5 separate regions of the Homo sapiens genome follow, and regions 2, 3, 4 and 5 are each linked to region 1. Evidence: chromatin loops called from intact Hi-C (ENCODE). Cell type or tissue: endothelial cell of umbilical vein. All regions are shown on one strand. Each heading gives the region's core, and the rest is flanking DNA. Links, peaks and the distances in the headings are about the cores only. Region 1 overlaps MYH15 (myosin heavy chain 15). Region 2 overlaps CIP2A (cellular inhibitor of PP2A). Region 3 overlaps DZIP3 (DAZ interacting zinc finger protein 3). Region 4 overlaps GUCA1C (guanylate cyclase activator 1C). Region 5 overlaps MORC1 (MORC family CW-type zinc finger 1).

Evidence for each region. Hi-C counts contacts between places; a loop is a spot of excess contacts. Peaks named below come from ENCODE experiments on the same cell type or tissue, not always from the same donor. Only the 100,000 strongest peaks of a DNase experiment are listed, where the experiment ranks them.
Region 2: a loop joins it to region 1, with 14 times the contacts of the local background. A loop is called at or near these places in 102 of 110 quality-filtered maps.
Region 3: a loop joins it to region 1, with 5 times the contacts of the local background. A loop is called at or near these places in 19 of 110 quality-filtered maps.
Region 4: it touches region 1 in a loop (13-fold over the local background); 40 of 110 quality-filtered maps call a loop at or near these places.
Region 5: it touches region 1 in a loop (24-fold over the local background); 20 of 110 quality-filtered maps call a loop at or near these places.

What each region holds. Positions count from the first base shown.
Region 1 is chr3:108,486,266-108,492,797 of GRCh38, forward strand. MYH15 (myosin heavy chain 15) reads right to left here. Exons shown (of 41, transcript NM_014981.3): 9 at 6,235-6,330; 10 at 158-261. Among named protein-coding and RNA genes, the nearest start is that of MYH15, 21 kb to the right of the region's middle. In endothelial cell of umbilical vein, for the core only: a CTCF peak has its summit at 3,606 (motif pointing right); DNase peaks (open chromatin) are centred at 2,526 and 3,636; H3K27ac peaks cover 281 bases.
Region 2 is chr3:108,549,747-108,556,278 of GRCh38, forward strand. CIP2A (cellular inhibitor of PP2A) reads right to left here. Exons shown (of 21, transcript NM_020890.3): 18 at 4,630-4,743; 19 at 3,902-3,984; 20 at 2,488-2,627; 21 at 118-1,573. The coding sequence ends at 1,403. It also overlaps a transcript of MYH15 not described here. Among named protein-coding and RNA genes, the nearest start is that of CIP2A, 36 kb to the right of the region's middle. In endothelial cell of umbilical vein, for the core only: a CTCF peak has its summit at 3,023 (motif pointing left); a DNase peak (open chromatin) is centred at 3,005; H3K27ac peaks cover 313 bases.
Region 3 is chr3:108,658,490-108,665,021 of GRCh38, forward strand. DZIP3 (DAZ interacting zinc finger protein 3) reads left to right here. Exons shown (of 33, transcript NM_014648.4): 20 at 3,388-3,483; 21 at 3,641-3,768. Among named protein-coding and RNA genes, the nearest start is that of DZIP3, 72 kb to the left of the region's middle. In endothelial cell of umbilical vein, for the core only: a CTCF peak has its summit at 3,846 (motif pointing right); a DNase peak (open chromatin) is centred at 3,872.
Region 4 is chr3:108,912,869-108,918,640 of GRCh38, forward strand. GUCA1C (guanylate cyclase activator 1C) reads right to left here. Exons shown (of 4, transcript NM_005459.4): 3 at 3,259-3,346. Among named protein-coding and RNA genes, the nearest start is that of GUCA1C, 38 kb to the right of the region's middle. In endothelial cell of umbilical vein, for the core only: a CTCF peak has its summit at 2,348 (motif pointing left); a DNase peak (open chromatin) is centred at 2,323.
Region 5 is chr3:109,078,492-109,085,023 of GRCh38, forward strand. All of the region lies in intron 8 of MORC1 (MORC family CW-type zinc finger 1), which reads right to left. Among named protein-coding and RNA genes, the nearest start is that of MORC1-AS1, 20 kb to the right of the region's middle. RefSeq lists an enhancer at 3,359-3,528. In endothelial cell of umbilical vein, for the core only: a CTCF peak has its summit at 3,702 (motif pointing left); a DNase peak (open chromatin) is centred at 3,590.

The DNA of each region.
Region 1 (6,532 bases), core at 844-5,843:
TTTTCTCATAAATAAGTAAACTTTGGACAGAAGCAGCCCTACACCCCTACGGAAGCAAGACCACTTCTCTGGGTCCCTAAGAACAGAACTCTAAGATTCTGTCTTTCATTTCTCATTGCCATTACCAGATTTTGCTTTGACAACTAACAAGCCTTACTTCTGTGGCCAGCAATTCTTCAGCATCATCCAAGCTCTCCACAGTAACTGCTCCACAGGAGCAAAAGTGGAAGTCTGAGGGATTTGCAGATACCAGGAGCAGGTCTAGAGTGGGAAAACGATTCGTTAAACAGCTTAAAGAAATCTGCAAGGCCTTAGAAAATAATTGGTCAATATTCGCAGTTTAGTCTACAGTTTATATCATACTTGTAAACAAGCCAAAATAAAATCCATATTTTAGACCCAAACTTCTACAATCAATGTTTGCCCTCTATTAACTTGTCAGTCATGTGTTAATGCCTCCCAAGAGAAGACAGGCTGGCAAATTCAAAAAGCGGATTCAATTGCAGCAGTTTCAATTGGTGTAAAAAAAAACAAAAACAAACAAACAACAACAACAACAACAAAAAGACACGTAATGTGTGTTGGCAAAACTCTGAAAACAGGAATTTGGCCTAGATTTATGACTGAGGGCTGGAGGATAAAAGTATTTTGTAAAATTATAAGTAGAACAGACCTGAGCTTCAAAAGCTACGAAGCAGCCAGAAGCTGGGGTCAGCGCCCAGGGAACATTAGCAGGGCAACCCTGTCACATCACATCCTCGCTATTAGAGAACTGAGTCTGTCTTTCAAGGGATCCATAAATCAGCTGCTGTGTTCAGTGCTGCACCCTGATATGTCTAAGAGTCCTGACATGATTCACTTAGTCAGGAAACATAATCCAGGCTGAAGCAGAGGCAGGCTGTCAGCCGCGCATCATCAGCTGACTTGGCAGAATCACATTAACCTTTCACTGTCCAACACTTGCTCCCAGTGAAGTTTTTTTGAGCTGATCTTATTTTTCTATTTATTGCTCAATAAAGTGAAAATCGGTTATCTTGAACTCCAAATCTCAGAAACAAAGAAATTGGGCTACATAAATGTTCATAGCAGTTTTGTTAGAAAACAAGTCAAATAACCATCTGCAGTTGAATGGGTTAACAAACTGTTGTATATTCATACAGTGGATTATTATTCAGCAAACAAAGGAATAAGCTATAAATACGTGCTAGAACATGGAAGAATTTCAAAATAATTATGCTGGGTAAAATAAGCCTGACAAGAAGAATATACACTCTATGATTTTGTCTTTAAACATTCTAGAAAATGCAAACTAATCTGTGGTGACAGAAAGCATATTAGTGGTTACTTAGGGACTGGGGCTGGGAAAGGAGGGCTCCAATGAGTGAAAAGGGACAGGAGGGAGGTATTATAAAAGATCCAAGGACACTTTTGAAAGTATACATGCATTATGTTGATTGTGGTGACAGTTTCATACACACTCATATATATGTTAACACTTACCTGTTATATACTTAAAACACGTGCAGTGTACTTTAGGTGAAAAGAACATCAATAAATTTGTTTTATAAAACTTTAAAAATAAAATTGGCCTAGCTTAAATCCAGCAGAAGGTGAATATGTGTATTTTAATAAAAATATCCTGTAAAAATTTTTACAGTACTTGTTTTTGAAATGATTTTTATTTTTTAAATTGACAATTTAAAATTGTATATATTTATGGTGTACAACATGATGTTTTGATACATGTATACATTGTGGAATGGCTTATTCCAGCTAAGTAATGTATCTGTCATTTCACATACTTTTTTTTTTGTGGTGAGAATATTTAAAATCTACTCTGTTAGCCATTTCAAGTATATAATACATTGTTATTAACTATAATCACTATGTTGTACAATAGATCTTCTGAACTTATTCAACTTTTTTAGATTCTACATGGGTGAGATCATGTGGTATTTGTCTTTCTGTCCCTGCCTTATTTCATTTAGCATAATGTCCTTCAGGTTCATTCATGTTGCCATACTTGACAAAAATAACAAGATTTTCTTTCCTTTTCTTTTGAGGCAGGGTCTCATTCTGTCACCCAAGCTAAGGTGCAGTGGCATGATCACAGCTCACTGAAGCCTCAATCTCCCAGGCTCAAGTGATCCTCCCACCTCAGCCTCCCTAGTAGCTGAGACCACAGGTGTATGCCACCATGCTCAACTAATTTTTAAATTTTTTGTAGAAACGGGGTCTTGCTATGTTGCCCAGGCTGACCTTGAACTCCTGGGCTCAAGCAATCCTCCCTCCTGGGCCTCCCAAAGTGCTGGGATTACAGTCATGAGCTACCATACCCAGCCAAGATTTCCTTCTTTTTTTAAAGGCATAATAGTATCCTATTGTGTATATATACCACATTTTCTTTATCCAGTCATCCTTCATGGACACTTAGGTTTTTTCTCTATCTCGGCAATTGTGAACAATGCTGCATTGAACATGGAAGTACAGATACCTCTTCAGGATACTGAGTTCATTTCCCTTGGATGTATTCCCAGTAGTAGATGACTGGATCATATGGTAGTTCTGTTTGTAATCTTTTGAGTGACTTTCATACCATTTTTCATAATGACTGTAGTAATTTACAGTTGACTCAACAGTGAAAAAGGGTTGCCTTTTCTTCACATCTTTGCCAACATTTGTTATCTCTTGCCTTCTGATAGTAAGACAATATCTCATTATGGTTTTTGCTTTGCATTTCCCTGATGATTATTGATGTTGAGGCTTTTCTCATAGACCTGTTGGCCATTTGCATGTCTTCTTTGGAGAGATGTCTGTCAGGTCCTTTATCCATTTTTTAATCCAGTTGTTTTCTTGCTATTGAGTTGAGTTCTTTATATATTTTAGATATTCAGCCCTTATAAGATGTACAGTTTGCAAATATTTTTTCCTGTTCATTCAGTAGATTCTCTCTTGATGATGCACAATTGTTGTATACTTTATGAAGTGAATACACAGGGTTGAGGCCAAATGTCAAGGATTCCAGGACGGAAGGACCTCTTGGTCACTTACCATCACTCCTGGAATTTATACACTAGTTGAATAGCAAGAATAGACACAATAAATAAATAGAAAGAAAAAAAGTCAAAAGAAAAAGAGGAGAAAAGGGAAAATATATGTAGGACCAAGCTATACAGACGGCAGTAAGAACTAAGGATTTTGAATGAGCCCTGTCCAAAAGAACTGAAGAAATGAGCCTTAGCTATGCCTGGAACAAGGGTCAGATATAATTGAGAGCAAAGGAGTGAAGGGGTGCTCATGGCCATGTAGAGGTCAAATAGGGGCTGGCTCTGAGGTAACATGTCACCTCATTTCCTTCGCTCCTTCAGTGGGTGACCAGCCTCTCTGCTGTGATTTCCATACCCAATTCTTTTGTAGTATGGACAAATCCTCATATTTCAGGATATGTGGACATCATCCTCATATCGTTAAGATATGCCCTCTTGTATTAAGCCTCAGGATACTCTGAAGCTCTTCTTTAGCAAACATGGATGGTAAGAGTTCCAGATCATCTTTTAAAATGTCCCCCAAAAGGACAATGGGTGCTAAAACAGGTAGACTGACAATACCCAATTTGGACCACCAGATGTCAGACTTTGCACAGTAATCAATCTCAGCAACCCCCAAAGACCGAAGAAGATAAATGAACTCAGGATAAGCATGCATTTTCCATAGCAGCCCAAAGGCATCAGATGCTTCTATTAGTAAACAGAGTTGCTCTGAAAATAATCTTGCAGTCTCTGCTGGTACCCACATTAGATCTTACGTGTCAGTTGCTCTATACCATCCAGAAACACATGTCAAGAGTGTTAGATTTGATAGGACTAATCAATGGAAGATCAAAAAAAATCCTGTTCCAGGTTGAGGTGGAGAGAAGGTGGGGAGGAGAATACGTGCTGCTTACATGACACCAATTACATCTATGGCAAAAATAATTGTCTCGTTTGCAGAGCTTTCCCCATTTGGTAAGGGTACTTTAAAAACCAAGTAGTCAAAACACTGCTAGATTTATACCATACTTAGTCTAAGCATAATGGACTGGGAGAATTGTTCCCATCAGTTTACTAGCCTGGATCTGTAATCTTACCCTATGTCCACTTCTGTGGGAGCATTGTTGTCCTCAAAGGCTTACCTCAAATGCAATACCTCGGAAATCAAATCAGCGTGTAGTTCTCCCCTTCCAATGACTTCCTATGCCACTTTAAATGGTCTGCCATGGCCTGCAATGCACTGCATGGTCTGGCCCCTGCCTATTTTACCCTACGTTACCCTCTCTACTCTACCACCCACAGTGGCCATTTTGCTATTCCAAGAATAAATCAAATGCATTATTGCCTCAGGACCTTTGTACTCACTGTTCCCTCCTCCTGGGATTTTATTCCTGGAAATCTTTGCCTACTTGCTCCCTTACTCATTGAGGTGTCTGCAAAGAATGTTGTCTTTTCAGAGAAATTCCCTGACAATTTCATCTAAAATAGAACTATCCACAACCCTACCAAACCCCATTTCTTTCTGTCCCCTCACTGTACTTTATTGTTCTTTATAGACCTGCCATATAACCTACAAAGAAATTAGATCATGGTTTTTTTTTTTTCTTTTTTGAGACAGAGTCTCACTCTGTTGCCCAGGCTAAAGTGCACTGGCACATTCTCAGCTCACTGCAACCTCCGCCTCCTGGGTTCAAGTGATTCTCCTGCCTCAGTCTCCTGAGTAGCCAGAATTACGAGCACCTGCCACCATGCCTGGCTAAGTTTTGTATTTTTCGTAGAGACTGGTTTTTACCATGTTAGCCAGGCTGGTCTCAAACCCCTGACCTCAAGCAATCCATCTGCCTCAGTCTCCCAAAGTGCTGGGATTACAGGTAGGAGTCACCACGCCCAGCCTAGATCATGTATTCTTTACTCATTTGTTGCCTGTCTTCCATACTAGACTATAAGCTCATATGGGCAGAGGCCTGTCTACCTCGTTCACCACTGTACCCCCTATGATTAAAAAGCAGTGCCTGGTGTACACATAGCAGCTCCATAATAAATATTTGTTGAATAAATACATGAAATTCATTCCCTTATTCCACATTTTTTTTCTTATTTTATGTTTATGGCACTATCATTCTCCTAATCAAATCACAAAACTTGGGGATATTTTTGACTGACTCATCACTCTTCCTCATTCTTACATTCAGTCTCTACCAAGACCTGTCTATTCTTCCATGCATCTATCCCTTTTCCCCCACCCTTCCATTCTCAGACACTCTCTTAGATCACTGTCTTGTCATCTCATACTGGGACATTTGCAATCCCTTCCATCCAAGTCTCTGCCTCCACACCATCCTGCCCATTACCAGCTTAATCGTCCCAAACACTGCCTTCAATAAATCATGACCTCCTATTGCCGCACCCCCCACAACACACTTGCTCTGCCAACTCCCTGAGTTCAGAAACCATCGGAATAAAATCTCCACTATTCCTCTGTGCAAACCTTTTCCTTTAATCAACCTGGTCTCTCTGTTCCCTGCTCCTGCTTTGCCCTTTCCCAACATTGTGTACACTCTTCCTCCTACCAGAAGTAGCCTCCACTCTTCACTTTGTCTGACTGAATCCCCTTCCCATTCTTCATATCCCAACCTAAATTCCCCTTCTTTATAAAACTCCCTGAGCCAGACACGGTGGTTCACACTTGTAATCCCAGCACTTTGGGAGGCCAAGGTGGGAGGATTTCTTGAGGCCAGGAGCTTGAGACCAGCCTGGCCAACATGGTGAAACCCCATCTCTATTAAAAAAGAAAAAAGAGAGAAAACTCCCATTGACCACCACACACTATGATGCTATTTCCCTCCCCTGGTCCTTATCTATACCACCCATGTAGCTCTAATTAAGGCCTTAAATTAATGCTTTTATACACACACACACACACACACACACACTCACTCACCTCTGCTGGGCATCCTACCCATTTCCAAATACTCTGCTTCTTTTTGCTACCAAATTGAAAAAGAAGTGTTGCTATTTACTGTCTGTCCATATAAAATTATACAACACTAGTTCTATAATTGATTCAATTCCCTAAGTTTTAAGGATGAATATACTGAGGTCTAAATAGGCTAAGAAACTTACCGAATAACACTTTTTCATCCCCCAAATATGACTTATTTTTCTTGTTTTGGAATAACCCTAAGCTCCAGAATCCTACACTTACCATGAAGCTCTTTTTGTCCAGATAGAATTTGATAGAATATGTGGTAGTTCCTCTCTCCAGCCTGCTGGAAAATCACCCTGGACTTTTCAAGCAAATCTGGATGATGAGAAATGAATAAAAATTCATACTTAGGCATTCTTGCAAAATGTAGAAGAAAAGTAATCAGGCTGAGCGCAGTGGCTCACAACTGTAATCCCAGCATTTTGGGAGGCCAAGGCAGGAGAATCACTTGAGGCCAGGAGTTTGAAAACAGCCTGTGCAACATAGTGAGACCCCATTTCCACAAAGAAAAATTTTT
Region 2 (6,532 bases), core at 664-5,663, 63 kb after region 1:
ATTGTATAGGGTAGCACTAGGCTAGGCTGTCTCAAGATGTCTAAATTGGAAAGATAAATTGATTTTCCCTAGAATTTTTGGTTCATTCATTCATTTCTTTCTTTAACGTTTTGTCTCTTTTATTTTATAGACCCTTTTATTCTTCAGTCTTATCTATCCACTTAAACTTTTTCATATTTGGTTGAAAATGCATGCAATTTCAAAAGAGAAACAGAATGTATCTCCTCTATAGAACAAATAGTAATTTAAAATGTTTTACTCTGCATAATATTTTTTAAAAAATTTCCAGAACTGTACAAATCTAAATTCACTTAAATCAAACAGACATATGGTGAAGAAAACACCAAGTAAAATTAATGACTGTATTGGTATAGCAATAAAATCAATCAAAATATTGATGTAAAAACGTTTCTTACAGAGTAGTTAGAGGATATGATTCAAATGAAAAGTACAGAAGGACCCTTGTATTTTAAAAAAAATAAAGATATTTAACCTATGCTTTAAAATTAAATGAACCAATTAAAAACTATTAGGACAACAAATTAAATACAATTCATATCAGAATTAACAGTAAATAATATTTTTCTGAATATGCAGCAAGAGTAGAATCCAAATTATCCTTATGTAAATCATAAGAAACTTATAATTAATTATAGATGATCTGGACCACTATGCAACATTTGAAAAAAGAGAAAAAAACACTAAATATACCTTACAAATAATTCTACAAGTTCTTAGATTTTTTATGAGACAGCTATTGTGTTAAATGTAATCATTTAAATGTAATAGTTTAACACAATGACAGTTTTCTAATTTTTATACATTTTATTACCATTGCATTTTTTTCAAATTTAGAAATTATGCTACAGCAGTATAAAAATTATTTTAAATTCACTAATATTTTCTTTTGTGCTTCTTCAGAGACAAACTTCTCTAGCAGTAAAATCATACCTTCTCTCTTTTTACTTTACTTTTTACTTTTACTCTCTCTATATTTTTATTTTGTAATCTTTAGGACTGTTATACCAAGAAAGTTTGGTCTTAAGATCTAAATAATCACAAATGAGAATAAATAAGACAGGCAAAACAGAATAGAAAGCAACTAAGAAAAAGGAAAGAACCTTAGAAAAATGATAATGGAGGTTAAAAATGATTTTCTAATGTAAGAACCAAAGAAAACCTTAAGCCATAAAAGCCAGAAACAAAAAGTAAAACTTAGAAAATTAAATTTCTATTCAAACTATCAAATAAAAAACATGCAACAGATCAGGGTCTTTACTAAATTAGATAATAACTTCTTATTGTTACGAAGTCACAAATTAACTCCCCTACCCACCCCCCCTCCAATAGATAAATACATCAAAAATATCATGAGATTACAAATTCCAAAATGCCATAATGTCTATATACTGAGATTCACAGTTTCTGGATTTATTTTTCCACCACTTAAACTGTGGATCATTGCTATCATGTGGGAGTGTTTGTTCAATTCCTCTTGCTGAAGTTTCACCAAGGACTCTTTCTCTTCCAAACGACCTTCTAATTGTGCCTTTTGAACCTCTAGGGAGGAAGCCTAAGGAATTGGGGTTGGGGGAGGAGGAAGAATTGAGAAGAAAAATAACTTTAATGTTTTCTCTATACATATATTTTAAGATGCTTTTATTTTTTATTGTACAACAACCATTTCAAGACATACTATAAATATTATACTTCAGTTAATTCAATTACATGGTAAGTTTAAAATGAATAATCATTAAACAATATAATACAAATTGAGAATACACTTTCAACTTGTCTTAAGTTAATGCCAGCAGCTGAAATTTTGCAGAAAATACTACACACTACATATTAAAATTACTAATAAGATAATCACATTAAAGCAGAACCAGAAAAACTGTAAATGTGGTACTAAATTTTATGCCTCTTCTGTTACTCAGTAGTAGTAGTAGATCAGTCTTTAATCCTAGTCTGTTCTCATCTTCCTGGTAGTAAACGGGCCAGAAAGTACAATTCATAGCTACCACTCAAGCTATGCAACCATGGTAATATAGAAAGAACCCCGGACTCAGATTCAGAATATATACCTATTGATTCACTTATTAGCTGTGTGACTTTAGTAAGTAACCTCAGACTCAGTTTCTTCAGTTGTAAGTTGAAAATATTTATTAACACATTATATAATATTTGTTAAAGTGAAAATTATACAGCTACCTATATATGACATCAAGTACTGGTAACCCCTTTCTGTATTCTTTGCACACTTGAAAATACCAGGTGCTGACACAAAGTATCTGTTTAATAACTGCTTAACTATTTTAGAAAATACATTATGAAAACCTCATAACAAATGATACTCAAGCTGCTTTGAGATCCTAATATCTTCTAAAAAATTTGCTGAAGAAACAGTACATTCCTTTATCCATATTCACCCTTTTCACAACAGACTTTTTTATTTTACTGCAAATGAGAAATGGAACAGATTCTTACCTTAATGCTCAACTCTTTTCTTATCTGTTCTGTTCTGCTTAATTCTTTTCTAAGGATATCAATGGTTTCTTCCTTATCTTCCCTTTCCTTTTGTAAGGTTTTAATCTTTTCTTCTTGTACTTTTGTTTTTTGATGCAAATCTTAAAAGAAAAAAAAGTCAAGTATTATACTCAGAGGTCTTACACTGACTACTCTGAAATGGTCTAGTAGCTACTGTAAGAGCAAAAGAGAAATAACTAGAACAAGGAAGAGAAACTTCTCTTATGACAGTATTCTATAGAAAATACCAAATCTCCATGTCTTTCTTCCATCCTCTGTTCTAAATATAATATGCTATATAGGTAAAGGACAATTCTCAAAAGTGTAAGGGTTAGAAAAGGGAGAGCTACAACTATGAAAAATTATATAGGTAGGTGCCTGCGCTCTAAGGCAAGTGAGAACAAAAATGTTTTTCAGGATCATTTCAAATATACCATTAAGAAGCTAGTAACTAAAAGTTACCTAATACTGCCACCTGCTGTTACGTTCCTTCAACATTTTTTTATTTTGAAAAGGGCAATCCATAATCCTATGTGATTTAACGAAGGAACAGAAAACCAAATACTCCAAGTTTTCACTTCTAAGTGGGAACTAAACATTGAGTACACACAGACTTAAAGATGGAACCAATAGACACTGCAGACTAGAGTTGGCAGGAGGTTGAAAATTACCTATTGCTACCTATTTGGTACTATGCTTACTACCTGGGTGATGAGATCCATACCCCAAACATCCGTGTCATGCAATATACCCAGTGTAACAGACCTGCACACATGCCCCCTGATTCTAAAAGTTGAAATAATAAAAAAATTAAATTAAATTAAATGGTCAATCATCTCTTTCCTTTTGTTTTTTTTTTTTTTTTTTTTTTTTTTGAGACAGTCTTGCTTTGTCACCCAGGTTGGAGTGCAGTGGCGTGAACATAGCTCACTGCAGCCTTGACATCCAGGTTCAAGAGATTCTCCCACTGTAGCTTCCTGAGTAGCTGGAACTACAGGTGCACACTAACACACCTGGCTAAATTTTTGTATTTTTTGTAGAGATGGGGTTTCACCATGTTGCTCAGGCTGGTCTCAAACTCCTGAGCTCAAGCAATCTACCCATCTCCAACTCCCAAAGTGCTGGGATTACAGGAGTGAGCCACTGTGCCTGGCCAATTTCTTATAGCTCCTAAATTTAAAAAACGTACCACTTTTTCAACTTGATTAAACCGAACTGCTTTTGTGAAACATTATGTCAAGAAAAGGGAAGCCATTCCAAATATGATTTAAAGTTTAAAACAATAAGTAGAAAATAAAAAAGCAAACAAAACCACTCATGCTTCCAAAATAAATACATTAAAAATAGAAAATGTATTAAATAAGAAGCCACTTACTTGCTAGCTTATGTTCTCTGTCTACTAGCTGATTCTGTACTTCTTTTCTCTGTTCTTCTTTCTCTATTAATTGGGCAATACTTCTGAAGTTATTAAAAAAAATAGAAGAAAACATTAATGAACCATATACCATTTGTAACTTTTTCTCCCTACCAAGCACTTTGGGAGGCCAAGGCGGGCAGATCACAAGGTCAGGAGATCGAGACCATCCTGGCTAACATGGTGAAACCCCGTCTCTACTAAAAATATAAAAAAAAAAAAAAAAAAAAAAAGGTCTCGTTCTGTCACCCAGGCTGGAGTGCAGTGGCATGATCTTGTGCTCACTGCAACCTCTGCCTCCCGGGCTCAAGTGATTCTCCTGCCTCAGCCTTCTGGGTAGCGGAGATTACAGGCACCCGCCACAACACCCAGCTAATTTTTGTATTTTCAGTATTTACAGAGTTTCGCCATGTTGGCCACGCTGGTCTCAAACTCCTGACCTCATGCGCTCCACCCACCTCAGCCTCCCAAAGTGCTGGGATTATAGGCGTGAGCTACCATGCCCAGCCTTTAAAACAAAATTTCTAAGAACAGCAATTGCCTGTAACTTCCACCAAATACATATCTTATATCTAAAATAAGTGACAATTCTATTAATTTTATCAATAAAAAACAATGTTCTATATAAAGGGAATCATTTTGTTTTTGAAAAATCCCACATATTCAGAATATAGAACTAGAGATTTTACTTTTCATTTTGTTCCTTGAGTGACTCATTCAACTTTTTCACTGTCTCAATTTGTTTATTCAGAGAATCACATGTGATCTGTAAATCTTTATTCTTCTTTTCAGTACTTTCATTTCTGAAAAGACAAGAAAATGAGTTGGCATCATTATGGAGGAAAACATATGAAGGAGAAAAGAAGCTCACAGTGTTTTCTTTACTATCTCTTCTAACCAAATTGCATATGCTGGAAGAGAAGGAATGTTATGAACAAGCAGGACATAAACAGAATTTCATCTACTCTAAAAGGCAGTAAATACATGTTTTGGTTGACTGATGTGGTAAAAATTACTATGAAATAGAAATGTGTGGGGCATTAATCTCATATTTATGGATATAAAGCCTTATTTTACAGATGATATTGCATTACATAATTTGCTATAAATAAGTTTAGGGTTCTACATTTGTCTCTTTAAAACTCTGCATCTAATAGTCCTAAGTATTTTACCTGCAAGGTAAACACAGAAAAAAATCCTTTCTAAAGTAATACTTTGATACTCAACTACCATAAGCATAAAATGTCTTTTTTATTTCACTAAGCACAAAGATTTTTAAAAAGCAACCCAAAAACCAAACCAAAACAAACAAAAAAAACCAGTAGCCAAACTTGGCCAGCAGTTTTTGTATCTAATCCATACAGGAATTTTAACAATCTGAGTTTGAGTGCCTTTAGACAGTCCTGACCATTACAAATGACCTTTTCCCCAGCCAGCTTCATTTACATGTTATCCACTTGTCCATTCAAGGAATTTCACCTTCTAGCCCCTAAATCACTAGCTGGAACATAAGCAGGTCTTAGAAACCACGTATTTTTCTTGGACGCTGCCTATCTCTTAGGTTCTCTATGTGAGACAAAGCAGGTATCCCCTTTTTAGGAGGTCTGAGGACCTCAAGCTGGAAAATAAAGGAAAATCCTGAGTTCACTCAAGGGAAATTCCAGGGACCTAGATAGCCCTAGAAGTAAATAAGTAACTTGTTAAACAGGAAGGTAATAGTAGCCTAAATCAAAGTTAACAAACTTAAGAGTACCAGTGATACTTGATTCTTTATAGAACTTAAAGAAAACAACTTAACACATGTCCCTGAGTTGTATTTCAGAGACCCGGACCCTCATTGAGGAAGCCCACTGACCAGATCCATTGACAAGTAGAGCTCAGGTAAGGAGAAAATGAAGGCTGAATTTTAACCACTGTTCTTTGTTCTAAGTTTCTTTCTCAGGGTCTTGAACAAAGTCACTCTCCCTAGCTAGTTAACATTTTTCTACTGACCCCAAATGTTTAAACAAAGCTGCTCTTCCTTAACCAACTGCAAATCGAAAAATCTTTGGGTCTACCCATGACCTGTAAGCCCCTGCTTCACAATATCCTGTCCTTTAAACTTAAACCAATGTATAACCTTTAACTATTTATTTATGATTTTTGTCTGTAACTTCCACTTTCCTGAAATTTACTCGCCTTTAAAAATCCTTGCTTGCAAGCTATTGGGGAGGTCAGTATTTGAGCATTTGGCTGCCTGCTCCTCCTTACTTGGCACCCTGCAGTAAAAGCCTTTTTTTCTATCACTGCAAACCTTGGTGCAGATACCTGGTTTTACTGTATTGAGCAAATGGAACCCATTTCAGTTCTATAACGTATTTTCTTCACTGCTGACGTTCTCAACTTGGCTTATCACTAATACTACACTTTATCAGTGGTGCCTCAAACAATCAGACTTTGTAAAAAGTTGCTGGGGTAAATATCCTGTTAAAAAATCACTTTGTCATCATTTTCTAGATACTATTCATTTCTCACCCTTCATTATTATTGATGGGAAATAAGCATATGTACCATGCCAAGCTAAAAATTTCTATATCTCTGTATTAACAACAT
Region 3 (6,532 bases), core at 962-5,961, 170 kb after region 1:
AGTGTGTAGAGGGAAATTTGTAGCACTAAATGCCCACAAGAGAAAGCAGGAAAGATCTAAAATTGACACCCTAACATCACAATTAAAAGAACTAGAGAAGCAAGAGCAAACACATTCAAAAGCTAGCAGAAGGCAAGAAATAACTAAGATCAGAGCAGAACTGAAGGGGATAGAGACACAAAAAACCCTTCAAAAAATCAATGAATCCAGGAGCTGGTTTTTTGAAAAGATCAACAAAATTGATAGACCGCTAGCAAGACTAATAAAGAAGAAAAGAGAGAAGAATCAAATAGACACAATAAAAAATGATAAAGGGGATATCACCACCAATCCCACAGAAATACAAACTACCATCAGAGAATACTATAAACACCTCTACGCAAATAAACTAGAAAATCTAGAAGAAATGGATAAATTCCTCGACATATACACCCTCCCAAGACTAAACCAGGAAGAAGTTGAATCTCTGAATAGACCAATAACAGGCTCTGAAATTGAGGCAATAATTAATAGCTTACCAACCAAAAAAAAGTCCAGGACCAGATGGATTCACAGCCGAATTCTACCAGAGGTACAAGGAGGAGCTGGTACCATTCCTTCCGAAACTATTCCAATCAATAGAAAAAGAGGGAATCCTCCCTAACTTGTTTTATGAGGCCAGCATCATCCTGATAGCAAAGCCGGGCAGAGACATAACAAAAAAAGAGAATTTTAGACCAATATCCCTGATGAACATCGATGCAAAAATCCTCAATAAAATACTGGCAAACTGAATCCAGCAGCACATCAAAAAGCTTATCCACCATGATCAAGTGGGCTTCATCACTGGGATGCAAGGCTGGTTCAACATACGCAAATCAATAAATCCAGCATATAAACAGAACCAAAGACAAAAACCACATGATATCTCAATAGATGCAGAAAAGGCCTTTGACAAAATTCAACAACGCCTTCATGCTAAAAACTCTCAATAAATTAGGTATTGATGGGATGTATCTCAAAATAGTAAGAGCTATCTATGACAAACCCACAGCCAATATCATACTGAATGGGCAAAAACTGGAAGCATTCCCTTTGAAAACTGGCACAAGACAGGGATGCCCTCTCTCACCACTCCTATTCAACATAGTGTTGGAAGTTCTGGCCAGGGCAATCAGGCAGGAGAAGGAAATAAAGGGTATTCAATTAGGAAAAGAGGAAGTCAAATTGTCCCTGTTTGCAGATGACATGATTGTATGTCTAGAAAACTCCATCATCTCAGCCCAAAATCTCCTTAAGCTGATAAGCAACTTCAGCAAAGTCTCAGGATATAAAATCAATGTGCAAAAATCACAAGCATTCTTATACACCAATAACAGACAAACAGAGAGCCAAATCATGAGTGAACTCCCATTCACAATTGCTTCAAAGAGAATAAAATACCTAGGAATCCAACTTACAAGGGATGTGAAGGACCTCTTCAAGGAGAACTACAAACCACTGCTCAACAAAATAAAAGAGGATACAAAGAAATGGAAGAACATTCCATGCTCATGGGTAGGAAGAATCAATATTGTGAAAATGGCCATACTGCCCAAGGTAATTTATAGATTCAATTCCATCCCCATCAAGCTACCAATGACTTTTTTCACAGAATTGGAAAAAACCACTTTAAAGTTCATATGGAACCAAAAAAGAGCCTGCATTGCGAAGTCAATCCTAAGGCACAAGAACAAAGCTGGAGGCATCACACTACCTGACTTCAAAGTATACTACAAGGCTACAGTAACGAAAACAGCATGGTACTGGTACCAAAACAGAGATATAGACCAATGGAACAGAACGGAGCCCTCAGAAATAATGCCACATATCTACAACTATCTGATCTTTGAAAAACCTGACAAAAACAGAAATTGGGAAAGGATTCCCTATTTAATAAATGGTGCTGGGAAAACTGGCTAGCCATATGTAGAAAGCTGAAACTGGATCCCTTCCTTACACCTTGTACAAAAACCAATTCAAGATGGATTAAAGACTTAAATGTTAGACCTAAAACCATAAAAACCCTAGAAGAAAACCTAGGCAATACCATTCAGGACATAGGCATGGGCAAGGACTTCATGTCTAAAACACCAAAAGCAATGGCAACAAAAGCCAAAATTGACAAATGGGATCTAATTAAACTAAAGAGCTTCTGCACAGCAAAAGAAACTACCATCAGAGTCAACAGGCAACCTACAGAATGGGAGAAAATTTTTGCAACCTACTCATCTGACAAAGGGCTAATATCCAGAATCTGCAATGAACTCAAACAAATTTACAAGAAAAAAACAACCCCATCAACAGGTGGGCAAAGGATATGAACAGACACTTCTCAAAAGAACACATATATGCAGCCAAAAGACAGATGAAAAAATACTCATCATCACTGGCCATCAGAGAAATGCAAATCAAAACCACAATGAGATACCATCTCACACCAGTTAGAATGGCAGTCATTAAAAAGTCAGGAAACAACAGGTGCTGGAGAGGATATGGAGAAATAGGAACACTTTTACACTGTTGGTGGGACTGTAAACTAGGTCAACCATTGTGGAAGTCCATGTGGCGATTCCTCAGGGATCTAGAACTAGAGATACCATTTGACCCAGCCATCCCATTACTGGGTATATACCCAAAGGATTATAAATCATGCTGCTATAAAGATACATGCACACGTATGTTTATTGCAGCACTATTCACAATAGCAAAGACTTGGAACCAACCCAAATGTCCAACAATGATAGACTGGATTAAGGAAATGTGGCACATATACACCACGGAATACTATGCAGCCATAAAAAATGATGAGTTCATGTCCTTTTTAGGGACATGGAAGAAGCTGGAAACCATCATTCTCAGCAAACTATCGCAAGGACAAAAAACGAAACACCACATGTTCTCACTCATAGGTGGGAATTGAACAATGAGAACACATGGACACAGGAAGGGGAACATCACACATCGGGGCCTGTTGTGAGGTGGAGGGAGGGGGAAGAGATAGCATTATGAGATATACCTAATGTTAAATGACGAGTTAATGGGTGCAGCACACCAACATGGCACATGTATACATATGTAACAAACCTGCACATTGTGCACATGTACCCTAAAACTTAAAGTATAATAATTAAAAAAAAAGAAATGGTAAGCATGCCGGTAGTGGTATCCAGCAGCAGCAGCAACAGGCAAGTAACTGGTACTGTTTATTAAATGCTGTAATTGAGGGGAGGTGGGTTTATCTAAATTGAGTGTTTGACTTGAGACAAAAAACGTGAAAGGAGTTAGATGGCAACTTTAAATCCCTTTCAAATAACTAAAATTTTTTTTTGAGGAAAATAATACATGCATATTTCCTGTGCTCAATAGGGCTCAGCTGGCAAAGTAACTACAGACTATGGAGAAACTGAAAAGGAAAGGCTTGCTCGTCAAAGGCAGCTTTATAAATTGCACTATCAGTGTGAAGTAAGTATTTTTGCCATTAGATCTGATGGAAGTGAGAAGTATTTCAAATATTAAACTTACTGGTGCTTTCTGTTTGAAAAGAACTTAGTTTGCTTTTTTCTTTCAATTTCTGGTGACTTGAACATAATTATCTGAAATAATATTTTTTATTGATCAGGATTTCAAAAGACAGTTGAGAACAGTGACTTTTCGGTGGCAAGAAAACCAAATGCAGATTAAAAAGAAAGACAAAATTATCGCATCTCTTAATCAACAAGTTGCTTTTGGAATCAATAAGGTTTCCAAGTAAGTGTAAATCTTTTGATAAAGGGAAATTCTGCGCCGTAATAAACAGTATCTTTAATAGTTAATCTCTGCATAACCACTAGGTGGCACTGTGACTACACATTAGGAACCTCAACCACACGACTGCACTTGTTTAAAAACCAACCATATTTTTGTCTTGCCAACTGGATTGAGAAATAAGCAGCTGCTCACACTATATATCAAGCTTTTCATGTATTGGCTGAACAAGTGTGAAAAGAATAGAATTACATGAGAAAGATAATTAACTTTCAGGTCATGACTCTAATTTGTAAAAATGTGACCAATGATTGGCTGTTTCTATATAGTATATGAGTACATTCCTTAAAGACACCAAGGAATCAGTTGAGTGTATTTTTATGTTGGTCTTTCATTTGTGTTCTAAGCCTGCGAGATTGAAAACAAATCTTTTTGTTTGTTTGTTTGACTGGGAGAGACTCTTTCCCCCCTTACCCCAATCTCTTTTCTCCTAAACCTGAAGTATTAAATGCCTTCAGACCAAAAATTCTGACTGACTTAGGGAAAAATTAGTAACCTGCTTTGTTCTTTTTGTACTAATCACTGCTTCCAACCTGTATTTGTTTAAATAGTAGCATAGTTTGTAGCACATTATTTTAATAAACAGTAATACCATAAGACACCAGCCATCCAAGAAGTCTAGTTTAAAATCCATTGCAGTTTCTAGAATGCTGATAGGGAGAATAGAAAAGTGCTTCGAATGTCTTTGAATGGGGAGTCCAAGATATTTCTTATAAATTGGGGAAATATTTGCCAGAGATTTAGGTCTTAATTTTTCTCTCATATATTGTATCTACTACATGAAGGGGTTATCAGGAAGAACTAGGTGCCATAGTTCTGACAACATAATTTCACTTACAAACATTGTCAGACTTACCCTGACTAGAGTTAGAGAGATCCTTCAAGTTCAGAAGGCTGTGAGGACTTAAGAAAACTTAGACAAACGAAGCTGGCTGCAATCACTTAAGAAACTTTACTTTAGGCCGGATGCGGTGGCTCATGCCTGTAATCCCAGCACTTTGGGAGGCTGAGGCGGGTGGATCACTTGAGGTTGGGAGTTCGAAACCAGCCTGACCAACATGGAAAAACCCCATCTCTACTAAAAATACAAAATTAGCCAGGCATGGTGGCGCATGCCTGTAGTCCCAGCTACTCGGGAGGCTGAGGCAGGAGAATCGCTTGAACCCAGGAGGCGGAGGTTGCAGTGAGCCGAGATCGTGCCGTTGCACTCCAGTCTGGGGAACAAGAGCAAAAGTCTGTCTCAAAAAAAAAAAAAAAAGAAACTGTACTTCAGCATTCAAAACTTCATCTTTTAGCCTAAAGGGGATGACCAGTCCAGAAATATGTCATATAATATCAAAGATTAGAAAAGCATTGCCATCAATGCAGATGAGCTACCTCTCTTCCATCTGAAGATATCCCTCCGCAACTCTTTACCGCTGACCCATGCACTCTTACATGCTTCAGGCTATAAGCAGTCCACTTTTGCTGATGCATATGTCTTCACAAAATGAACATTTCGTGTTGGGCATTCACCAAACATTTATCAAGGGCCTACTATATTAGAAAACTTATGGAAGGCACATGTAGAAGATACCAAGATGTGTGAGACATTCATTATGATCTAATGGAGAGTGTAGATTAACATGTAAGGATAAAATTACATAAAACAGAGACTTCCAGGTCCACCAAAATGTATAGTCCTATTCCTCACAGCTGTTTCTTCTTGAAACTTAAGCACCCTGGATATAGCACAACAGACAAGCATAGGAACACTCTAGAAGACGGAATAAGAAAGCATGCTGTCTAAAGACATTGAGACTTGAGGAATGAGCTGGCAGTAAGTTTTCTCCTTTGCCTCCCATATATCTCGGGACACTGCAGAAGCCTTCAACCTGGAATTGCTAATAAGCACAGGGGGAGAAAAGCCTGTCCCTTCTAGCCAAAGGATCAGTAAAAGGAAATTATAACAATAGAAAGGCTTTTTGACAATACCCACCGTACTGCAGCCACACACCAGTGGCCCCACACCACCCCTTGGAAGTAGGCAGTACATGCTGATTCTCCTACCTAACATAAGTAAGTAGCAGCAATCTTATTTTCCTGCTGGGGTAGTGTTGGCAGTAGTAAGCAAGCAGCTGACTTCCAAGTTCCACTGGGGAGAAGGAGACAGTGCTTTAATTCCTCTGCCAGGATGTGTCAGTGTGGTCCAGCTGAAAGCTGAACCTCTGCTGCTACCCAGCACCAATGTTACTTAAGCCAGTCTGAGACAAAACTAGTCAATACTAGGCTTCATCCTTACTCCCTCTCACTAGGAATTAAGTCTTCACCCATGGGGCTAGTTGGTATTCCCTTTTCCCCCCTTCCCTCAGCTGGTGCCAGAAGGGCACAACAGGGAGCTGAACTTCTGCCTCCACCCTGCAGCAACAAAGTATTGTCAGTCCTTTGCTTTCTCCTTTCCTAATGTCAGCAGGGCCCAGCAAGGAGCTGATCTTATATTCCACTTGGAGGCAAAAAGGCAGTGTGAGCTGGTGCTCCACTTTCATGGGAAGGTGTCAGTTGGACTGGGAGGGGAGCTGAACTTGTACATCTCTCGTCTGCACTGAGGCAGTGTGAGTCAGTGCCCACTTTTCCTGGGGTGCTTTTGGTAGAGCTCAGTGCAAAGCCATGCATACACACCTCCTTGGCTTTTACATTATGCCTCAACAGGAGACTGCCTGCTAAAAAT
Region 4 (5,772 bases), core at 1-5,000, 430 kb after region 1:
GGAAATATCAAAGTAAACAAAACGGAAATGGTTCTGGCCTTTGTGGAGCTCATAGCTCTTCATCTTGTTATAAATCTAGCATTAATCCTGTACCTTTATTTTGCTTAACCTTCTAACTTTGATTTGCTATTATGAGAATTATGTTTAGAATATTTCACAACTGTTGTGTATTTTTCTGTCACAACAGATGTGATGTTGACCATTCTTTTGCAAACAATTAACAATCAAATTGGGATTTTCATATGCATACCTAAAGTCTTTTTAGTTGTATCTTTGTGTGCTGTGATCATCTTTACTTTTGGTTTCAATATTCATTATATTATCGGCATAATGATGTGCTTGCTTTTTATTTTGAGAAATAAATATATATATATATATATGTCAGTGTACAGTCAACAGCATTTTGGTATACTTAATTGAGCATCTCTATTTCTATCAATGCTGATGTTTTGATAACAATGATAATGAACAATAAAAAATTATATTTGAGGTATACAGAGTTTAGCTTTTACAAATGTGAATAGACATTCTCCTCTGTGGTGCTAATTCCCCCTTTATTTGTAAATGAAGCACTTCATATTATTCTTCTCTGTCAAATACTGGCCAAATCCTTTTGTACTTCTGCAAATATCAACCTTTTATGTCTTCATCACTTTTTCTTCCTTGTCTTTGATTACACTGGGCTGTCTCTGTTCACCAGCACATTTGTTAACATCTTTTTCTTGATGTATGGAATGATCCAGCTGTCTCATGATGAAACGATGTAACAAATGTCAATAATTTTTATACAAAAGCAAGTTCTATCAGTTTTAGTTCTGTATATGCATTTGCTAAGAAATAGCGATTCATAGGTACTCCAAAGTGTATATAGATGTGGATGTGCGTATATTTTTTTTACTTAAAATACAAGTTTTTGGGGCTGGGCACGGTGGCTCACACCTGTAATCCCAGCACTTTGGGAGGCTGAGGAGGGTGGATCACAAGGTCAGGAGTTCGAGACCAGCCTGGCCAATATGGTGAAACCCCGTCTCTACTAAAAATACAAAAATTAGCTGGGCATGGTGGGGGGAGCCTGTAGTCCCAGCTACTTGGGAGATTGAGGCAGAAGAATTGCTTGAACCCAGGAGGCGGAGGTTGCAGTGAGCCGAGATCACACCACTGCACTCCAGCCTGGGTGACAAAGCAAGACTCCATTTTAAATAATAATAATAATAGTAATACAAGTTTTTATAAGAGGAAACAATTAGTGTATTTAGTTTTATAAACTATTCTAGAAACCATAATTCATCTCCTTTTTTCTGTCGCTGACTTATTGTTGTAAGTGAAAGAGCTCATCTCTCTAACTTCAGGTAACCTCAGCTATTGCCCAGGCACAATTTCTCTTTTCTGAATTCACGTCTCTTTTAACCCAGCCCTTTCTACTTCAAGTTCCTTTCTAATCACAGTCCCCATTTTATCGATTCCTTATACTTTGCCCTTGGGGAACCTTCTTGGATAGTAAACAAAAAGTCCTGAATCATATTCATGTTTTCTCGAATACACTATCTGTGTCCTCAAACTAATAGAATCTTAGTGTTTTCCTAAGAATACCAAAATCTTCGTACTTCTCCGAGGAAGGTCACTTTCCTATTCCCCTCACTCCTAGCACTAGAAGCAGTGTTCATGGATATTATTAAACATTCTTGACCTGCCCTTTTGAAAGTCACTGTATAAACCAAGTCTTAAAACTTTGTGATGTCCCATCTACTTCCGGAGTACTCATTCTTCTACATCAGTGCTTTCAGCCCCAGGCTGAAATGGATGATTTACTCTACTCCAATCCCTGCCATCCTGCAGCACCTCTAAGATTAAAAACAAAGTGAAACAGAATAAAATCTACAGCATTTCTCCAGTTCGATGACCACGATTTTCAGTGGCATATTCCAAATAAAGTCTTCATTGTCCTCATCAGACCCTCCACTCTCCATTTCTCTGGTCCTTTCCTGGCTGCACGTAGCCTCCTTATCTACTCTGGGTAGTCTGACTCTGTTTCTTACAAGCTTTCACATGTACTGACATGTTTCATTATTTGATGTCAGTATACTAGTAAGTGAGCATACTGAATTGAGATTCAGGAGAGGCAGATCTACACCGAGGTGCTTAAGAGAAGAAGATTGATGCAACTGATGCATCTTCAAATTTCTTTCTTGAGCAGTATACTCTTGTCCAGTCGTTTGGCTTTTTTGCAGCAGTGGCTGCATTTGAGCTTCCTCCCGGCCTCACCATCCCATCCTGCCACGCTGAGCTGCCACATTTTACTAGTACAACCTGTCACACTCAACATGGGAACATGTGTCTCTACTGCCCTCTTGTGTCCACCAGAAGAAGTGATGCATGGTGGGCAGGTTGATGCCTTTGGAAGGAGTTTTGGAATGATGACAACTGTGATTGGCATGCCAATGCCTCTTATCCGTTTTCTTAAACCTTTTACTAATATCCTATATTTTTAACAATGTCAAATTTTCTGTTTTTCAAGGACCATTCCTAGATCTTCTGCCTCAATCTCAAGTCTTTATGCTCACCTACCTGTTTGCTGATATCAAAGCTACATGGTAGAAGCACTCATTTCTCTTGGGCTGTCTGTGTCTTCTCTCTTCACTCCTACCTCTGAAGAAGAAAGGTACCTCCTCTGAGCTAAACAGGAACCCAGATTACAGAGTAGAAAGAGCAGATGGAGAAATAATCAGAGCAGAAATGTAGATAGAAAAGGTAGAAAAAGCAGAAATGGAGGCAAGTGTGGACTCTTCTCCAGAAATGTTTAGTCCAAAGGAAGAAAAAAGCCTGATAGTAGAAGAAGATAGCATAAATGAAGGAAAGTTTTCTGCAGTAGGGAAAACTTGAGTTTATTTATAAGCTCAAGTTTTCTGTTACTGGAGAGTTTTCCTCTCCAGTGGAGAGGAACTGATTAATAGAATGTGTCTCAGAGCAAACAGCAGAAGGTACTTACTTCATCCTATATTATTCTGATTTATTTGCTCATCTCACCTTTACTCTTTATATATCCCAACATGTCAAGCACCACACATTGGAAATGAATATGATCAATAAATATTTACTCAATTGAATCATACTGAGAACATTGGATTGGTCCCATTATGAAGCCTAAGTCACAACTAGGGTTCTCTTGAATGGTTCCTGCTTTTGTCTAAATAACACTCCCCACTACCACCATCTCCTACTTTGTAGGAAAAGTGATCCAGTAGAGAGTAGCTCCATTACCATCATTGTTTATATCGATCTTATGGAACACCAAGTTGATGAATTCTTCAGGACTCAGAGTTTGCTGGCCATTGAGGGCTTGTACCGCCTGCAAAAAGACATTAAATGAAAGAGGTCAACTTTTCTGGAAGCAAATACATTTTGCAACATTTCTGCTCCGATGTGACAGAATTTGGGGATGTGTTGTCGGTTGCTATCCAACCTGTACCAGTTGTTAAAAGTAAATAAAAAGAAAAGATTGTATGTCAGTTCTGGGTAATGAGACTTGGAAATTAAATGAACTGAATAAAGACTGAAGCCCTATTTTATACAGCATACAGGGATCCATTCAACATATTAGATCACAACAGATGCAATGAGCCCATTGGAGAAAATATTGTAGTGGTCATGATCATAAGAATTCCAGACCCAGAAAACAGATATTGCTCTCAATTTCAGACAGATTGATTTGGGTCTTATGGATGAAAGTAAAAGGATGACCACAATGCTGTAAGAGTCTCAAGCTTCCTCTCCGGCTTCCACCGCTGGCACCCCTGGTTCTTTGTGCCCTTTTGTGGAATGATTGACTGGGGAGACAGATATATACACCTTAGAAGGGCCCTGAATTTCTCCCACATACTGTCAGGGCCCAGGGGGCAAATGACATTTCCAGCCTTCCTAGAGGGAAGATGTAGCCAGCCTCCCCTAACTCCAAGGTGATTAAATTAAATGACCCAGACTTGACATAGAACTTCAAAATAAAATGAAAGAGGATTATTCATTTGGGAATTTGAACATAACTATCTTGATTGAACATGAAGGAATCTTTAGAAAAACTTCTAGCAACATATTTCAATTAGAGGACACAATCATAAATATGACTCTCTCTCTCTTGCTTCTTCTCAAGCATTACCAAACTTGAGTTCCAGGAGTAATCATAATAAATGATGGTAGCTTTTTATTATCATTATTAACCAGTCTTGGCTTTAGCAAGTTTAGGTCTGATGGATCTCATGGTTAAATATAGGACAGTATTTAAAGTAATAGTTACATACATACAGCATCACATTTGAAGAAAATTTTAAGGATTTCTCAGTGTTTGGTCAGAGGCTTCAAAAGCCTAGAAAATGTGGCCAAGTATCCAGTATCCCCACATTCTGAAGTGATATTAGCCCACATAAAAAGTCATGATAAAAAATTGTGAGATCTTGATTTGTTCATCACCAATCTTCAGGTCATATAAGTGAAAGTGAAATACTGATTGGAAAGTGGAGGAGCACTGAGGGGATAATATTTTTGGAGGGAGTCCTCAGCTTGCTCCGTTTTCCTTCTTTTTTTTAATAGAAGCAGCAGGATCAGGGGATAGGCAAGAAGCTTTTTTTTCTTCTTCTTCTTTCCTTCCTCATTTACTATATGCACTCTTTCTTCCCTAGTTTCCTAATCGCAGTCTCTGAGTACTCCCTATGTGGGAGCAGGAGGACGCAGGAGAGAAAGGGAAGCAGGAGAGTTCTCACTTGGCAAGTACTGTCCCCATTAGCTAATTTCAGTGTTCCCTGGCCTGAGAGGTGTAGACTCTCTCTCCTGCAATTCTGTAGGCATGAATCATGCATCTTGATTCCAGCTGGTCCCTTTCCCGCTTAGAATTTCTTAAAATCTGCAGCCGGGCACGGTGACTCATACCTTTGGTCCCAGCACTTTGGGAGGCTGAGGTGGGCGGATCACGAGGTCAGGAGTTCATAGACCAGCCTGGCCAATATGGTGAAACCCCGTTTCTACTAAAAATACAAAAATTAGCCAGGCGTGGTGGCGGGCGCCTGTAATCCTAGCTACTCAGGAGGCTGAGGCAGGAGAATCGCTTGAATCCAGGAGGTGGAGGTTGCAGTGAGCCGAGATCGTGCCATTGCACTCCAGCCTGGGTGACAGAGCGAGACTCCGTCTCAAAAAAATAAAAAAAACTCTTAAAATCCGCACAATTGCCATTTTTAGACTAGGCAATTCTTTCTTGTTCAGGGCTGTCCTGTGCACCGTTGAATACTTAGCGGCATCCCTGGTCTCTGAGCAATAGATGGCAACAGCCCTACGCCCTCTCTACTCTCCAACTCACCAAAATGTCTCCAGACATTGTGAAATGTCCCCTGAATAGACAGTACTCTAGGTCTACCTGCAGCTTTGAGTTTTCTTCACCTCTTCCAGTGGCTCTGCAGGATAAGATCTAACATAGCTCTATGCCAGCTTCCTCTCACAGTGTTCCATGCCTGATCTATGGAAAACACCCTAGCATCCTTTGTCCCAACAAATTCTAGGAAGGCAGATACTTCCAAAATGTGCACCCTTGCTGCCACTGTTTGCTTCTTTAGACTTCTCACTCATGACTCAGACACTCACTGCTGTGGCCCTCAAATTGCAGGATACAACCACATCTCAATGGTTTCCTAACATCCCCATGTTATTGACCTGGGGGGTCCTACTAAACAAATGTCCCTCAAAAATCCTTAAAAACCTTTCTCTTGACTGTTTTATACCCTTGAAGTGAGA
Region 5 (6,532 bases), core at 871-5,870, 590 kb after region 1:
GAAATAAACAACAGTAAGAGTTCTATATTTTGAAACCTGTAGAATACAGCTATTATATAACGCAGAGGAGAAATAAGAACCTTATTGTTTAGATTAGAAAATGAAATTTAAAGTCAATGAATAAAACACATACCTCAAGGAAGTAGAAAAAGAAAAATAAACAAATCCAAAAAAGATATAAGAAAATAAAGAAATGTAAAATAAAAGTAATCCCAGCAGACTTAATTTTAAAAATCCAAAACTGTTTTATTTTTAAAGTCAATTGAAATAAATTTCTTTGGCCAAGAAAGAGAGATGGGAGAATACATGATATAAGAAGAAAAAGTGAACAAAATCTATCAGAGGAAAACATAAATTTTATAAAAACTCCATGTCAACAAACTGGAAAATATAAATAAAATGAATGTTTTTATAAGAAATTATAAATGACAAATTTAAGCCCCAAAATTCCAAAATCTGAATAGAATAACAGTCTTAGCACCATTAAAAAGTAATAAAAGAAATAAAGTAATAAGGCAACCAGATTTTCAAGGAAGTTCTAAAAAATCTATGGGCAGACAAAAGACTCACTTTACGTAAACTCTTCCAAATAATAGAAATGGGGGAAGAAATTCCCAACTCATTCTATGAGGCTACCATAATCTATATACCAATCAATACTAAATAAGGAAATGATAATAAAAGCACAGTTACAGCCAGTCTCATGTGCAAACATAAAAGCAAAAAATTTAAAGGATCAACAAAATGAACACAGTCATGTAAAAGAATAATACATCATGATCTTGTTGGGTTTATCTGAGGAATGCAAAGATCACTCAACATCATAAACTCTCTCATAATAAAACACTACTTTAAAGGAGAAAAACAAAACTAAATCACTTCAACAGATGTCAAAAAGCATTAAAATTGAAACCTGTAGAATACAGCTATTATGCAGAAAAGAATAAGAATCACATTTCCTCACACAAAAAAATAAATAAAACAAAATGTACTCTATAAACTGAAAATACATTTCTCAATTTCACAAAAGCCATTGATTAAAAAGAATAGTAACTAGAATAAATATCACATATAATAGTCAAACATAAAAAATGCCATTAAGACAAAAACAAAGCAAAGAAGCATACCTACTATTACCACTTCTATTTAACTAGCCAACTAAATTAAGAAAAAAGAAAAAGGATGAGCAACAGAAGACACAAAATCACAAAGCTGTCCTTATTTGCAGATGATAAGACTATACAGAAAATCTAATGAAAACTATTAGAATAAAAGAGTTCAGTAAGTGGTCAGATATAAAATCAACAGGCAAACATCAATGGTTTTTAACAAATGAATAATTAGAAAAGCAACGGAGGAAAAAAATCTTATATGAATACCAAGAAGAGTCATAAAATACCCAAAAATATACCTAACAAGAAATATACTAGAACTATATGAAGAAGTAATAACAGCTAACAATCACTGAGTACATATTATGTGTCAGGTAGTGTCCTAAGCACTTTTCATGTCATAAATCACTTAATCTTCTCAACAACCCCTGGATATAATACTATTATTTTTATCAACATTATTTTCAGATAAATAAACTGAGGTCCTGTGAGGCTAAATTCCTTTCCCATATCATGTATTAGTCCATTTTCACACTGCTGATAAAGACATACCTGAGACTGGGCAATTTACAAAAGAAAGAGGTTTAATTGGACTTACAGTTCCACATGGCTGGGGAAGCCTCACAATCATGGCAGAAGGCAAGGAGGAGCAAGTCACGTCTTACATGGATGGCAGCAGGTAAAGAGAGAGAGAGTTTATGCAGGGGAATTCCTCTTTTTAAAACCATCACATCTTGTTGGACTTACTATCACAAGAACACCACAGCAAAGACTTGCCCCCATGATTCAATTACCTCCCACCAGGTTCCTCCCACAACATATGGGATTTCAAGATGAGATCTGGGTGGGGACACAGCCAAACTATCACCATAATAATACAGCTTATAGAACTATAAACTGAACCCAGACAGTCCTTCAAACTCCTGTATTTAATTACTATGATATATTATGATGTTATAAAACTCCATTCAATTATATAAAAGAAGATTGGAATAAGAACCAACGTATAAGTGTGCCAGTTCTCTCCCATTTAATTATAAATTCAAGGAACTACCAATCAAAATCCCAAGAGCATTTTATAATAAAACTTGAAAAGCTGATTTTTAAAATTCAGATAAAAAAAGAATATTTGCAAGAATAGCAAATAATGATTTTTAAAAGAACAGTGAAAGAAAGGCTTGGTATTTGCCCTTCTAAATATTAAAATACATTATAAAGGCTGTAGCAATTAAGTTCTAATGGGGCAGGAAGTGAAAAATATATCAATGAAAAGGAATAGTTCATCCAGAAACAGAACCATGTATGATAAAAATTTAGTTTATAGTACTGATTTATTTCACATAAGTGGAAAAGGCTGAACTATTTCATAAATATAGATTTATTAGAACAATATTAAATTAATCCTTCACCCTCCATGTACACACACTTTGCACCATATTCAAAAACAATCAAGATAGATTAAAAGACTATAAAGAAATAAACTAAGATTCTTAGAGTAAATTATAAGAGAATACATCTAAATCATGGTTAAGGAAAGCATTTTTGAGCTGAAAATTACAAAATAAGAAAAACAAAGAAAAATGTTGACAGATACAAGCTCAAAAAAATTGAAAAATTTTATAAGACAAATAACAATGCTGAAAGTCAGATTGAGAGACTTCTGCTTCCAAAATGGTGGTGCAGAAGTAGAAGCAAGCTGGCTTCACATTCCCCACAACAGAAAACCAAAAACAAATAGACAGTGCCAAAATTAATACCAGCAATACCACAGAACTCAAATATCAGGATGGGAAAGTTTCCAGAGCATAGTGAAATGAAAAAATTCTTAGCAGATGGTACAAGAATTAAACTTTTTTTTTTTTTTTTTTTTGAGACAGAGTCTCACTCTGTCACCCAAGCTGGAGTGCAGTGGCACGGTCTTGGCTCACTGCAACCTCCACCTCCCAGGTTCAAGTGATTCTCCCACCTCAGCCTCTGAATAGCTAGGACTACAGGCATGTGCCACCACACCCAGCTAAGTTTTGTATATTTACTAGAGACAGGGTTTCAGTATGTTGGCCAGGCTGGTCTCGAACTCCTGACCTCGTGATCTGCCTGCCTCGGCCTCCCAAAGTGCTGGGATTACAGGCGTGAGCCACTGCGCCCAGCCAAGAATTGAACTTTCATACCCATGATGATCTTTCCCCCAATCTGCCCATCTTCTAATATGCAGAAAATTTCCTCCTGACTCACAGTTTCTATACCAGAAAAAGTGAGAGCAAGGTGAACAACCAGCTTCCCCACTATCCTGGGTTCCCCAGCAGGAGATCTGTCCCTGCTTCAATCCACGAGAAGCCTCACAAGTGTCTGGAGGGAGAAACGTCCTTGAGGACAGTAGGAAACTACTGTCCTCAGCCCTGGAAACTGTGCTAGGTAACTCAGACAAATCAAGTGGCCGTTCAGCAGCATCACACTGCAGGAAGTATGTTCCACAGGTCCCTTGGGCACAAACCCCCAGCCAACCTTCCCACACTGCTGGGGAATCCCCCTTAGGACTTTCCCTATTTAGGACAGGGCAGTGCTCTGATGATTTACTAGAGCCAAGGCCAACCTGGGTTATAGCACCACCTAGTGCCGAAAAGAAGGCAGCAACCTAGGAGAAAAATTTAAAAAAAAAAAAACCACCAGGTAAATTACGAATAATCTTCAAGCAAACATACCCAGTGAAAACAAAACAAAACAAAAACCAGACAGAGAAGACTGGGAGAGGTCATTAATCCTTCAGTGCAAAGACATAGATGTACATCCACAAGAAACAACAGCAAACAGAGAAGCAGGACCTGCCCAAACAAAGCAAGGAATCAGTGACTGACCCTAGTGAAAAAGCAATATGTGAGCTCTCGGATAAAGAATTAAAAATAATAGTTTTAAGGAAACTCAGTGGTCTCCAAAGTAACACAAAAAAGTAATTCAGTAATTAAAGAAATTTAATAAAGTGATTGAAATAACTTAAAAATCAAACAAATCTTGGAACTGAGAAATATACTTACTGAACTAAAAAATTCATTCAAGGCTCTGCACAACAGAATAGATCAAGTAGAGGAAATAATCTGTGAGCTCAAAGATAGGTTATTTGAAAATACACAGAGGAGCAAAAAGTAAAAAAAAATGAAAGAAACAAAGATGCCTACAAGATACAGAAAATTACCTCGAAAGACCAATCTAAGAATTACTGGTGTTCAAGAGGGAATAAAGCAAGAGCAAGGGTTAGAAAGCTTACTCAAAGAAATAATAACAGAAAATTTTCCCAAACTTGAGAAAGAGACCAATATCCAGGTATGGAAGCTCAGAAAATACCAAACAGATCCAACCCAAATAAGACTACCCCAATGCATATAAGAATCAAACTCTCAACAGTCAAAGACAAAGAGAGAATCCTAAAAGCAGCAAGAGGAAAGAAGCAAGTAACACATAAAGGAGCTCCAATTCGTCTAGCAATATACTTTTCAATGGAAATCATACAGGACAGTAGACAGTGAAACAATATTTTCAAAGTGCTGAAAAAAATGCTGCTATTCAAGAACACTGCATCCAGCAAAGCTATCCTTCAAATATAAAAGACAGATACAGCATTTCCTAGACAAACAAAATTCATCACCACCAGACCCATCTTACAAGAAATGCTAAAAGTATTTTTTCAATCTGAAAAAAACAAAATACTAAGGTAAAGAAAAAAAAAAACCTTTTCGAGATACAAGATCCACTGGTAAAATTAATTACATGAACAAACCCAGAATACTATAATTGTGGTGTACAATCTACTCATTATGCTAGTATGAAACCCAAAAGACAAATCTATCAAAAACAATAATATCTACAGCAACCTGTTAAGAGATAGTAATATAGTGCTGGGCGCAGTGGCTCACGCCTGTAATAAGAAGGTGCCCATCAAAGAAAATCCCAGGACCTGATGTCTTCACTGCTGAATTGTACCAAACATTTAAAGAAGAACTAATACCAATTCTACTCAAACTCTTCAAAAAAACTGAAGAGGAAGGAATTCTTTCAAACTCATTCCACAAGGCCAGCATTGCCCTGATACCAAAACCAGACAAATACAACCAAAAAGGAAAACTACAGGCCAATGTCACTGACGAACACAGATGTAAAAATCCTCAATAAAATACAAGCAAATCGAATTCATCAACACATTAAAAAGATCATTCATCTTTATCAAATGAGATTCATCCCAGGGATGGAAGGATGCTTGAACATATGCAAATAAATAAACGTGAAACATCACATTAACAGAATCAAGGAGAAAACCCTAGGATCATTTCAATTGATGATGAAAAATCATTCAAGAAAATTCCACATCCCTTTATGATAAAAACCCTTAATAAACTGTGTAAAGAAGTAATATACCTCAAAATAATAAAAACTATGTATGATAAACACATAGTTAACATTATACTGAATGAGGAGAAATTGAAAGCCTTTCCTCTAAGATCTGAAATAAGACAGGGACACCCACTGTCACCACTTTTATTCATAATACTGAAAGTTCTGGTCATAGCAATTAGCCAAGAGAAAGAAATATGGGGCATTCAAACCAGAAAGAAAGAAGTCAAATTAGCCTTGTTTCAGAATGATGTGACCTTATATTTACAAAAAACTAAAGACACCACCAGCAAACTGTTAGAACTGATAAATTAATTCAGTAAAGTGGCAGAATACAAAAGCTGCATACAATTAGTAGCATTTCTATATGCCACCAGCAAACAATCTAAAAAAGAAATCAAGAAAGCAATCCCATTTATAATAGCTACAAAGAATATAAAACACCTAGAAGTCAATTTAGCCAAAGAAGTGAAAGATCTATACAAAGAAAATTATAAAATACTTATGAAAGAAACTGAAGAGAATTTGAAACATAATGGAGATATTCCTCACTCATGAATTGGAAGAATTAATGTTGTTAAATATTAAATACCACCCAAAGCAATTTACACATTCAATAGAATATCAAAATACCAGTGGTATTCTTCACAGAAATAGAAGAACAATCCTAAAATTTATATGGAACCACAGAAGACACTGAATAGCCAAAGCAATCCTGATCAAAAAAAACCAAAGAACATCACACTACATGACTCCAAAATACACTACGAAATTATAGTAACCAAATCAGCATGGTACTGGCACAAAAACAGACACAGAACAATGGAACAGAAGAAGACACAACCCAGATATAAATCCACACATTTATAGCCAACTCATTTTTGACAAAGCCATCAAAAATGTGCAAAGGGGAAAGGACAGTTTCCTCAACAAACGGTGCGGGGAAAATTGAATATACATATGCAGAAGAATGAAACTAGACCCCTATCTCTCATCATATACAAACATCAAATCAAAGTGAATTAAAGACTTAAATGTAA